Regions from separate parts of the Homo sapiens genome. Here region 1 is linked to region 2. Evidence: chromatin contacts called from ENCODE Hi-C data. All regions are on one chromosome and are shown on one strand. The core of a region is the stretch at or near the end of the contact, and the rest is flanking DNA. Distances in the headings are between cores, read along the strand shown. Region 1 holds the start of BDH2 (3-hydroxybutyrate dehydrogenase 2). Region 2 holds the start of LAMTOR3 (late endosomal/lysosomal adaptor, MAPK and MTOR activator 3).

The links. Hi-C counts contacts between places; a loop is a spot of excess contacts on that map. Pooled maps may share reads with other maps.
Region 1: a loop to region 2 is called in a pooled map, with 8 times the contacts of the local background. The contact joins the promoter of BDH2 here to the promoter of LAMTOR3 in region 2. A Hi-C loop is called at or near these places in 7 of 50 pooled maps.

What each region holds. Positions count from the first base shown.
Region 1 is chr4:103,097,061-103,101,963 of GRCh38, forward strand. BDH2 (3-hydroxybutyrate dehydrogenase 2) reads right to left here and starts at 2,774. Exons shown (of 10, transcript NM_020139.4): 1 at 2,723-2,774.
Region 2 is chr4:99,892,290-99,896,693 of GRCh38, forward strand. It overlaps LAMTOR3 (late endosomal/lysosomal adaptor, MAPK and MTOR activator 3), which reads right to left and starts at 2,138. Exons shown (of 7, transcript NM_021970.4): 1 at 2,046-2,138; 2 at 1,666-1,711. The coding sequence starts at 1,674. DNAJB14 (DnaJ heat shock protein family (Hsp40) member B14) reads right to left here. Exons shown (of 8, transcript NM_001031723.4): 8 at 3,959-4,404. RefSeq lists a silencer at 2,237-2,326.

The sequences.
Region 1 (4,903 bases), core at 1,524-4,023, 3.2 Mb after region 2:
TTGAAAAGATTTCATAGTTGGTCTCAGATATTCATCGAAAAAAAAAAGGATGGAAAAATCAAATCACATCCAATACTCCCATTTTACAGATGAGGAAACTGCTGAAACATGCCCAATGTCATAGAGCCAGTCAATGGGAAAGCCAGAACTAAACTTAGACTTCCAGACTCTTGCTATGTGAACAGTCCAGCCCACAATGCTGCCGATCCTCTTATAAAGTTTAAGCATGCAGTAGTAACACATTAACAGGCATAATCAGTAATTTCTAAATGATTGAGAAACACTGACACCGGGGCTCATGTGCATGAGATATTTCACCAGTGCTTGGATTATAGATCACAAAGTGAGAGAAAGAGCTAGTAGTGAGGCTGGGGGTGGAGAAGAGCCAAATGACCATCAAATGAGGCTGTCTTCAAGGACACAGGCTCCAAGTCTTGCTGGGCTCTGTCATTAATGTGTGCCTCTGACCTCATACGAACTCACAAAGTGGCTGCTTTGTCCAAGGCATCATATCCACATTTCAGGCAAAAAGAAAGGGAGGAGCAAAAGCCAAAAGGCTTTCAGAGAGGTCTCACCTTTCTATTTAAGAAGGAAACCTTCTCAGAAATTCCCACCTGCAGTTCATTCACCAGATCTATGCTACTTGGCCACTCCTAGCTGCAAAGAGGTTGGAAGTTGAGACTTTTGTTTCCAGCTTTGATAAAGTGAAGAATAGGAGAAAGTGAGTTGGATGGTGTTGATGAACCAACTTACAGTACATGCAAACTAGCCTACACAATCACTCTGTTCCATTATCTGCCTGATTTTGTACAGGTTGATAGCCTTGCCTAAAGGGCTTATATTACCTAGTCCTTTCTCTTTGAACTTATTTCAGTTCTCTCTTTAGCCAAACTTTTTTTTTTTTATACCCAATATGCTCTTCCATTTCAAACCTCCACACTTGGTCCAAGGTCCACATGGTGAAGGGCAAGTTACTCCTATAGGCAACAGCCACTGAAGGATTTATGGAAAGGGTGTGAAATGATCAGATTCGTATTTTGGAAGGACTGCTGTGGAGAACATACCTGGGCAGGAGCATGGGGTGCCATTAGGAGGCTGCTAGGGTTATCTAGTGGGGGCGCTGGTGAAATAGCAGGGCTGGAGAAAATAGCAGGGATGGAGAGATAGGTGGATTGGAGAAGTGTTTCAGAGATGAGATAGGTAGGACCTGATCACCAACGTGGCTAATTTCAAAGAAATGTTATTTGCCCAGTGTTTTGCAGCTATGAATTCAAACCTAGGCCTTCTTGTTGCAGGTCCAAGGGAAGATCTCATGGCATTGTCTCATGGTACTCAAAGCCCTGCGGGCCTCTCTAAATCCCCACTGTGGCACCAGGAGCCTGTGCCTCGCAGACCGCTGACCCCAGGAAGTAATGGACAATGAGGCGCAGCTGCTGCTGCCTCTCTGGGTTTGTGCTGAGGCCACCTTCTCGGGGCCGTTACAAGCCAGTGCCTGAGCATGCATGCTTACTAAGGCAGACTCATTTCTGGGAGACATAGACCTCCTCCCCAACGGATGACTGGCTAGAGAAGCTCCTTATTACCTTGCTGAAGTTCTCTTAGACTGCACAGCTGTCTGGGATGCTTCCACTCAACCTGGTTTCCTTCTTTTCCTCCCTCGCGGGTGGACTTGCATCGAGGTCTGATGGCTCTCACAGCCTTACCTAGTTCTCTCCTCATTCTCTCTCACAACAGCATTTCCCCTAATAAAATCCATGCATATTTAATTCTATCTTGGAGTCTGCTTCTTGGAGGAGCAGACTAACACAATTATGTAAGAACTGGCTCCAGGGATCAGCTTATAATCACTGACTTCCTCTGAGTTTGTCCACATTTTTTAGGCGATGGGGAAGCTTGGCTTTAACAGTGCCTGACCTACTTTGATGCAATGAATTTTTGCTTTTTTACTTCTTACACAAAAGATAAACATGGAATGTTTATCATTTCAACATGGAATGACAGTTTCTAAAGTATAACTTTAGAAAGATATACTTTATCCTCCTTGAATCCTAAGCATGGTGCACAAAAGCTATTTTACAACACTGTCATTAGTGATATTGGGTGTATGGCCCTGTAAAGCCTCCAGTCAAAGGTTTTGCTAGGAATCTTTGCCAACCGAAGAAGCACTTCCAGAACAAATGCCGAAGCACAGAGCAGCCTTTCTATGCACTCTGAAAACCTCCTCTTAGCTGGCCTTCCTGTCTTTCTGGGACCAGATTTTGGGGTCAAAGCCTTAACATTTGATAAACTGTAATCTCAAACTAAAACAGATTTCTTTGAGAAAATGAGAGCAAACACGGCCTGAAATGGTAAAACAAGGCACCTCTCAATATATCCAATGTGAAAACCATACATGTTGGCTTCCTTAGTCCAAAAGTTAGAATCAAAATGTTGATTTTTGATTAGCAGAGACACAAACAGCATATTCAGGAAGCCATTGTTTTCAAGAGCCAGGAAGAAAACTCTTCACTTAGGATACCGTAAGAATCCTTTTTTCTTGGGCTACTTTATAAAACATACATACCACAGAGTTTCAGGCTCTTTAAAAACCCATCTTTACACTGATCTAACTGCTCAGATTAATTTTGAAACAGGCAACGTGCAGAAAAAAACAACATCTAAAAATTAAACCTCCCCTCTTTCCGTTCTAAAGTTTCATTTCAAAAGTATTAGGAAATCTTACTTTAAGCAGCGAGCTGATGGCGTTCTCCAGAACTCGGTTTGAGCAACAAACTTGAGACAACCTTTGTCTGGAAGCAAGTCAAGCGCTTAATAATGCATGCTGGGATTTGTAGTTTCCCTGCTTTCAGAGTTTAGTGGCTCCATCCATACACTTTATAAATGTATGTGCTGCCATCTAGTGGAATTCAGGTAGAACTATGAATTCCAAGTGGAAGGTGAAAAGTGGAAAAGCACCTTAGAGCTTACTTAGGATGCGGAAATCATTTCCTTCACTTCAGTCTCTCCACTTCTCTGTTTTGTTTATGCCTACTATATGCGGTGCCAGGGTAGACGAGATTGGCTGAGCTGGAAACTGCGTGTGGAAGATAGCAGAGCAACAAAATAGAGGGAACCCAGGTCACTGAAAATTCTGGAGCCTTCCTGTCACTTGGCCTGGATTGTTTTAAGGGAGAGAAATAAAAAAAAAAATCCTTTTTGTTTGAGATACAGTTGTGATTTTTATTTTTTCATGCTCAGAATATTCTAACACTAATGCACATTTAGTGGCAGAATGCCAGGAGCCTTTTACTACACTGGGAATGGGGTTGGGGAGAACGTGAAACTTGGATGACAGGGTGGAGGCTTAAAAGGGAACATGTTAACAGCGAAAAACCCCAGTTTGGCTGAAGAGAACAGAGATATAAGGTCAAAAAGAAAGGACTAGATCTCATGAGCCCTCTAGGTTAGGATAGCAACATGTGCTTTATCTGTAGTGCCAGTGAGCAGAGTGATTGTGTAGGCTACTTGTACATGTACTGTATAAATTGGTTTCCTCAGCACCCATCCAACTCACTTTCCCCTTTTTTCACTTGTCAAAGCTGGAAAACAAAAGTCTCTACTTCATAGCCTTGTTTGCTGCTAGGGGTGGCCAAGCAGCATAGATGTTGCCAATGAAATGCAGGTGGGAATTTCTGAGGAGGGCCTCCTTCTTAAATAGAAAAGTAAGCCCTTCTGAAAGGCTTTTAGCTTTTGCTCCTCCCTTTCTTTTTGCCTGGAATGAAGATAGGATGCCGTGGGACAGAGCAGCCATTTAGTGAGTTCATCTGAGGCCAGAGGCACACATTAACGACAGGGACCAGCAAGAGAAGGAGCCTGCGGCCCTGATGACAGCCTCAAGGCAACAACTCCTCTGGACTTCTTATGTGAGGACAATAAACTTTAGTGTTTTTCACGTTTTTTGTTACATGGAGCTAAGTGATTTCTAACAGTCACAGGGGATAAGAACAAAGACTGTGGCGTCAGTAAGACTAGAGCAAGTCCCATATCTCTCTCTCACTAGCTAAGTGAGTAAATCACTTAAATCTCTGAACCTCTTATGTTTCTCATCTGTAAAATGAAGGTAAAATAGCACCTACCTCAGGGATGTGGTGAGGAGGAACGACTAAGCCTGTGAATCCATCAGCACAATGTTTGCCACACAGGTGCTTAATACATGTTAGTGATTCTTATGATGAAGACATTGTTGGAGAAATTTAATTATAATGGATGGTAAAAGTTGCGCTTTTTAATGTTCTTTTAAAAACTGGACTTAGTTTCTGCATGTGTCTATATGAGGTCTATGGTAAAATTGTCCCTCCTTGTTCATTGTTTCAGCAACTTCTAATGCTGGCTCTAACAATCTGTAATCACATCTAGCTTTGTTCCTGCTTTACTAATAATGCCCTTTGACTTTTGAGGCTTTTGGAACAGACTTTATGAGAGTTCTCTAATCAAAGCCAACTCCAATGCTTCTTGATGTAGCTTTCTTCAGCATCCCTCTGTAATCTTCAGCAACAATGCTTACTTGATAACAGCCTAAGTCACATGGTATTGCAAATACTTGCTTACCCATTAGTATTCTCAGCAGACTAAATTTCTTCAAGGGTGGGGACTATGTTTTACACCTTTACATTGTGATTAGCTCGTATTAAAAGAGTATTAGTTACTTGTTTTCTTATCTACAATATGAGTTCCACATTGGTAGTGCCTTTCAGTGCCTAAAACAGTAATTGGCAGATAGTAGATGCTCATTAAATATTTGCTGAGTGAATGGCAGTTTCTTAATAAGTTTCCTGAATATAATTCTGCCAGGCTCTCAAGACAATGTTTGTGATAATTAATTTTAGGTGTCAACTTGACTGGATTTACGGATCCCCAGAGAGCT
Region 2 (4,404 bases), core at 888-3,387:
AAAGTTTATTGAGAAGATGCATGGATTAGCATACCTAGAAATGGGAAACACATTTTAGCCATAAAATTACATCATAATTTTCATACTAGTGTTTTACATCCTGTTGCTATTGTGTTCACTTGAGAAGACGTTATAAACACCTTTCCATGTTCAAAGATAGACTTTCCACCATCATCTTAATGGTCTTGGGTAAGGTGATATGACCTCTGTAAGACTGTTGTCTCACGTGACTATCACATTATAAAAATATGCCTTCCATTGTTTCATTATTTGTTGAACTCACCTACTCAACAAATAATGAAACAGTGTAAGGCATATTATTATAACGTAATTTTTAAAATATTTTGTTTAAGGACCTAAAATAAATTCTATATGACTATGTGAGGCAACATTTTTTTTTTTTTTTGAGACGGAGTTTCGCTCTTGTTGTCCAGGCTGGAGTGCAATGGCGCGATCTCGGCTCACTGCGACCTCTGCCTCCCAGGTTCAAACGATTCTCCTGCCTCAACCTCCCGAGTAGCTGGGATTACAAGCACCTGCCACCATGCCCAGCTAATTTTTTGTATTTTTAGAAAAGACAACGTTTTACCATGTTGGCCAGGCTGGTCTCGAACTCCTGACCTCAGGTGATCCACCCGCCTTGGCCTCCCAAAGTGCTGGGATTACAGACGTGAGCCACCGCGCCCAGCCCAGTGTTACAGAATATAAAATAAATGACAATGTGTGTCAAGTGTTTAACACGAAACACAGTTAAGACTAAAGAAGTAGAAGACTATTTTATTTTTCTAAGCTGGGGCTCACTGCAACTTCCAACTTCTGGGCTCAAGCAATCGTCTCGCCTCACTTCCAGCATAGCTGTGACTACAGAGGTATCAATGCGCCTGGCTGATTTTTAAATTTCTTTTTGTAGAACGGGGTCTTGCTATGTTGCCCAGGCTGATCTTGAACTCCCGGCCTCAAGTGATCCTTCCATCTCGGCCTCCCAAAGTGCTGAGATTACAGACTAAGCAACCGCATTGGCCAGAAGACTATCTTATTTTGTCTCATTACACTCTCTTATCCCAGGAATTTCACTGACAATTTAGGTATCAATTTTGACCTCACATGGATTAATCAGGTATCTCTTGTTTTGAGCATCCAGCACTTACTATTCTCCAAACCCGACTGATCATTTTATCCTCCTACACACACACACACACACGTTACCATGTTTCTAAAGAGGCATGGGTTAGAAATCATCGTAAATTGCTACAATAAACCAAATGAGATATTGTTATCACTTACTGGAAAAAAGTATTGTGGGTACATGTCCTACTGACCAAATTCTGACAGGAAAAGCAGCAAACCATCATTCAGAATTTCAAATGGTAAATATACAGAGCCTCTCTTATGCCCCAGCTGGACTGGGGAGTAGGGAGAACCTAATTTTCTCAGTCTCAAGCACCTTAGTGTCCTACACCCCCATTCGAGGCAGAAACTCAGGATCCTGCAAATTCATTCATATTAGTCTCCCACTTCAGATATCAGAGAAAATAATTAACTGGGATGGGTGGGGCTGGGAGGATCAAAACAAATTTCTGTTTGGGAAGTTCTACCTCTCCCCGCTCAGTATGCCCCTCAAAATTCCCCACTCTCCCCTTCCTCTTATGTAGGGGTGTCACTCACATCCGCCATGATGAACCCCCTTCTCTCGCAGGATCAATCTCCACGCCTGGAAGAGAAACTCCCGGTGACTCTTCCCTCTTTGGCTTCCTCGTCCTCCCCACCCACAACTTAATACGCGAGATCAGCCCTGGTCAGAACCAGGTAAAACCCCCGCGGTTCTAGGGCTTGGCCCAGCGAGCCCAGTGGGAGTCGGAGTGCCCCAGCACCCCCACAGGTACTCAGCTGGCACACCTTACCTCAGCCCACCCCATCCCTGCCCCTCCACCCCAAAGAGCTAGGCCCAAAGAAAAGAAGAGAGGGTCCTCTCCTTCTGTTTAATCTCACCACCCGCGCCACCTGCGGGACTAGGCCTCAAAACCAGGCAAAGTAGCGCCAGTTACCTGGGGTTTCTGGGCTGCCTGGTTCTCTCCGCTGTCACTTCAGGGACAGCTTTAAAGACAGGTTCCTCCTCAAGCCACCGTCACATGATTCATGACCTCGTCTGCGCTCCAGGAAGCACTTTCTAAGCCGCCGTCGCCCTACGATACGGGATTTCCGGAGGGGCCCGGCGGAAGCTGCGAGGGCGCGTCCGGCGGCCGCGCCCCTCCCCTCCCCCCCGCCCCGCACGCGCCCCGCCCCTCCCCCGCCCACCGCGGGCCGCGTCTTGCGCCTGCGCCTTGTGTCACGGGCCGAAGGAAGTCAGCTGTGGGGTAGATTTGTACGAGATCGCTGGACCCTAAGGAACCCAGAAAATGCAAGCAAGGTTATGTGTTACAAGACATTCTTGTGCAGAGAGGGTGTATAAATGTCATTAGTTTTGCAGGGTCTGTTATCTTAAAACCTTTTCTTGTAGATGAAGAAATTTGAGGGGATGGTGTGATGAGCTGAAGAGCAAGCACCAGATTGCCTGTGATTGGAAGTACCAGGTCCACAGGTTTCTGACCTGTTTCCTAGGCTCTTGTGACTTCCCCATGGGTGCTCTTTACTGAAGGCCTTACCTAGATTGAATGGGGAGGAGCCATGGGTTTTCTGGAGCACTTCAAGCGTCTACTTTTAACATGCAGACACTGATTACGGGCACCTTCTATGTTCCCTTTTACATCAGAATTTTTAAAAATTAGTAAGGTCTCATGTAATAAATAATAATTGAAAAAAATAAAAGGCTTTCCGGGTGCGGTGGCTGACGCCTGTAGTCGCAGCACTTTGGGAGTCCGAGGCGGGACGATCCTTTGAGCCCAGGAGTTCCACAGCAGCCTGGCAAGATAGGACCCCATCTCTACAAATAATAATAATAATTAAGAATTATCCGAACGTGGCGTGCACCAGGTACTCGGGAGGCTGAGGCAGGAGGATCCCTTGAGCCCAGGGTTTGAGGCTGCATCGAGTGGTGATCGCCCCACTGAACTCCAGCTTGTGTGACAGAGCGAGACCCTCAAAAGAAAAGCTTCTTTAGAAATCGCATCCTCTTTCAGCTACCACACTGTTTTTCCTCTACTCCCTTTCATAGCCAAATTTTCAGAAAACTTTAGCCTGGTTTTCAATTGCTGCTTCCATATGTCACAAATCTAATCAGAGTTCTGTTGATTCTACCTCCTATCTTTGAAAACTATTCACCTATCTATATTCCTACCCTACTCCAAGCCATGATCATCTCTCTTTTGACAACAACCTCCTATTCTTCTTACATTCTCTTTTGCCCTCCAGTCTCCACACAGCAACAAAAATGATGTTCTAAAGACCCAAATCACATCATTTAACTCCTTCCTTGAAAATCAAGTTTATTGACTTAGGATAAAGTTCAATATCAGCATCATGGTTTATATATCATTCTTATGGGGATCTGGCCCCTATCTTAATTCTCTCACCTACCCTGGATTCCTTATGCTATGATCATACAAGTTTGTTTTCACTTCCATAAAGATTTTTATCACTTTACCAACTTAGCACGTTCTGCCTGAGATATTTCTCTAGCATACCTTAATCCTACTAATCTCATCTTTTGCATTTTGGCTTAAACTCACTCTCAGAGAAGCCTTCCCTGACCCTCACTGAATAGTTTAGGTCTTCTAGATAAATGCTTTCATTGTACCCTGTAATTTTCTTTGTAGAATTTATCATAATTATAATTATTTACTTGATATTTATTTTCTTTGCTAGATGTAAACTCTTTAAGGTTTTTGTCTTTCTTATTCAGTGATTAATTCCCAGCACCCAGCTCACTGCCTGGGATATAGCAAGCATTGACATACTTGTTGAATAGTTGAATGAATGAAAGAGTGGCCATATTGAGTATAAAACATGATAAAAACAAACATTTTACAGTGAGAACAGACCTTTTTATTAATATATTGAGATAAACTACAGAGACTGAAAGACAAAAATTCATATTTCATTCAGAACATTCATTAAAAATCAAATGCATTTGAGTTCTCACAGAAAATTTTATGTAAGTCTGATATAACATTAAATATTTTACAAATCAGACATTTCATTTTGAAATCTAATTTTTAATCCTGAATGCATTATAGACAAAGTAAGCTCTCCTTTACCAATTTCATTTAACTTATACAAGGCTTCCATTATAATTCCATCAAACCTTAAAAATTACCTGCAGCTTTTAAAAACACATAAAGTAAATGGAAAGAAAGTCTTATGTAGCAATCCAAAAACTAAAACTAGAAATTGGCAAGAAGCATTTCTTAATACAGATAAACTGCAAAATATCATTTATGTGTGTTTCTTCTCATTGGTTTAATCATC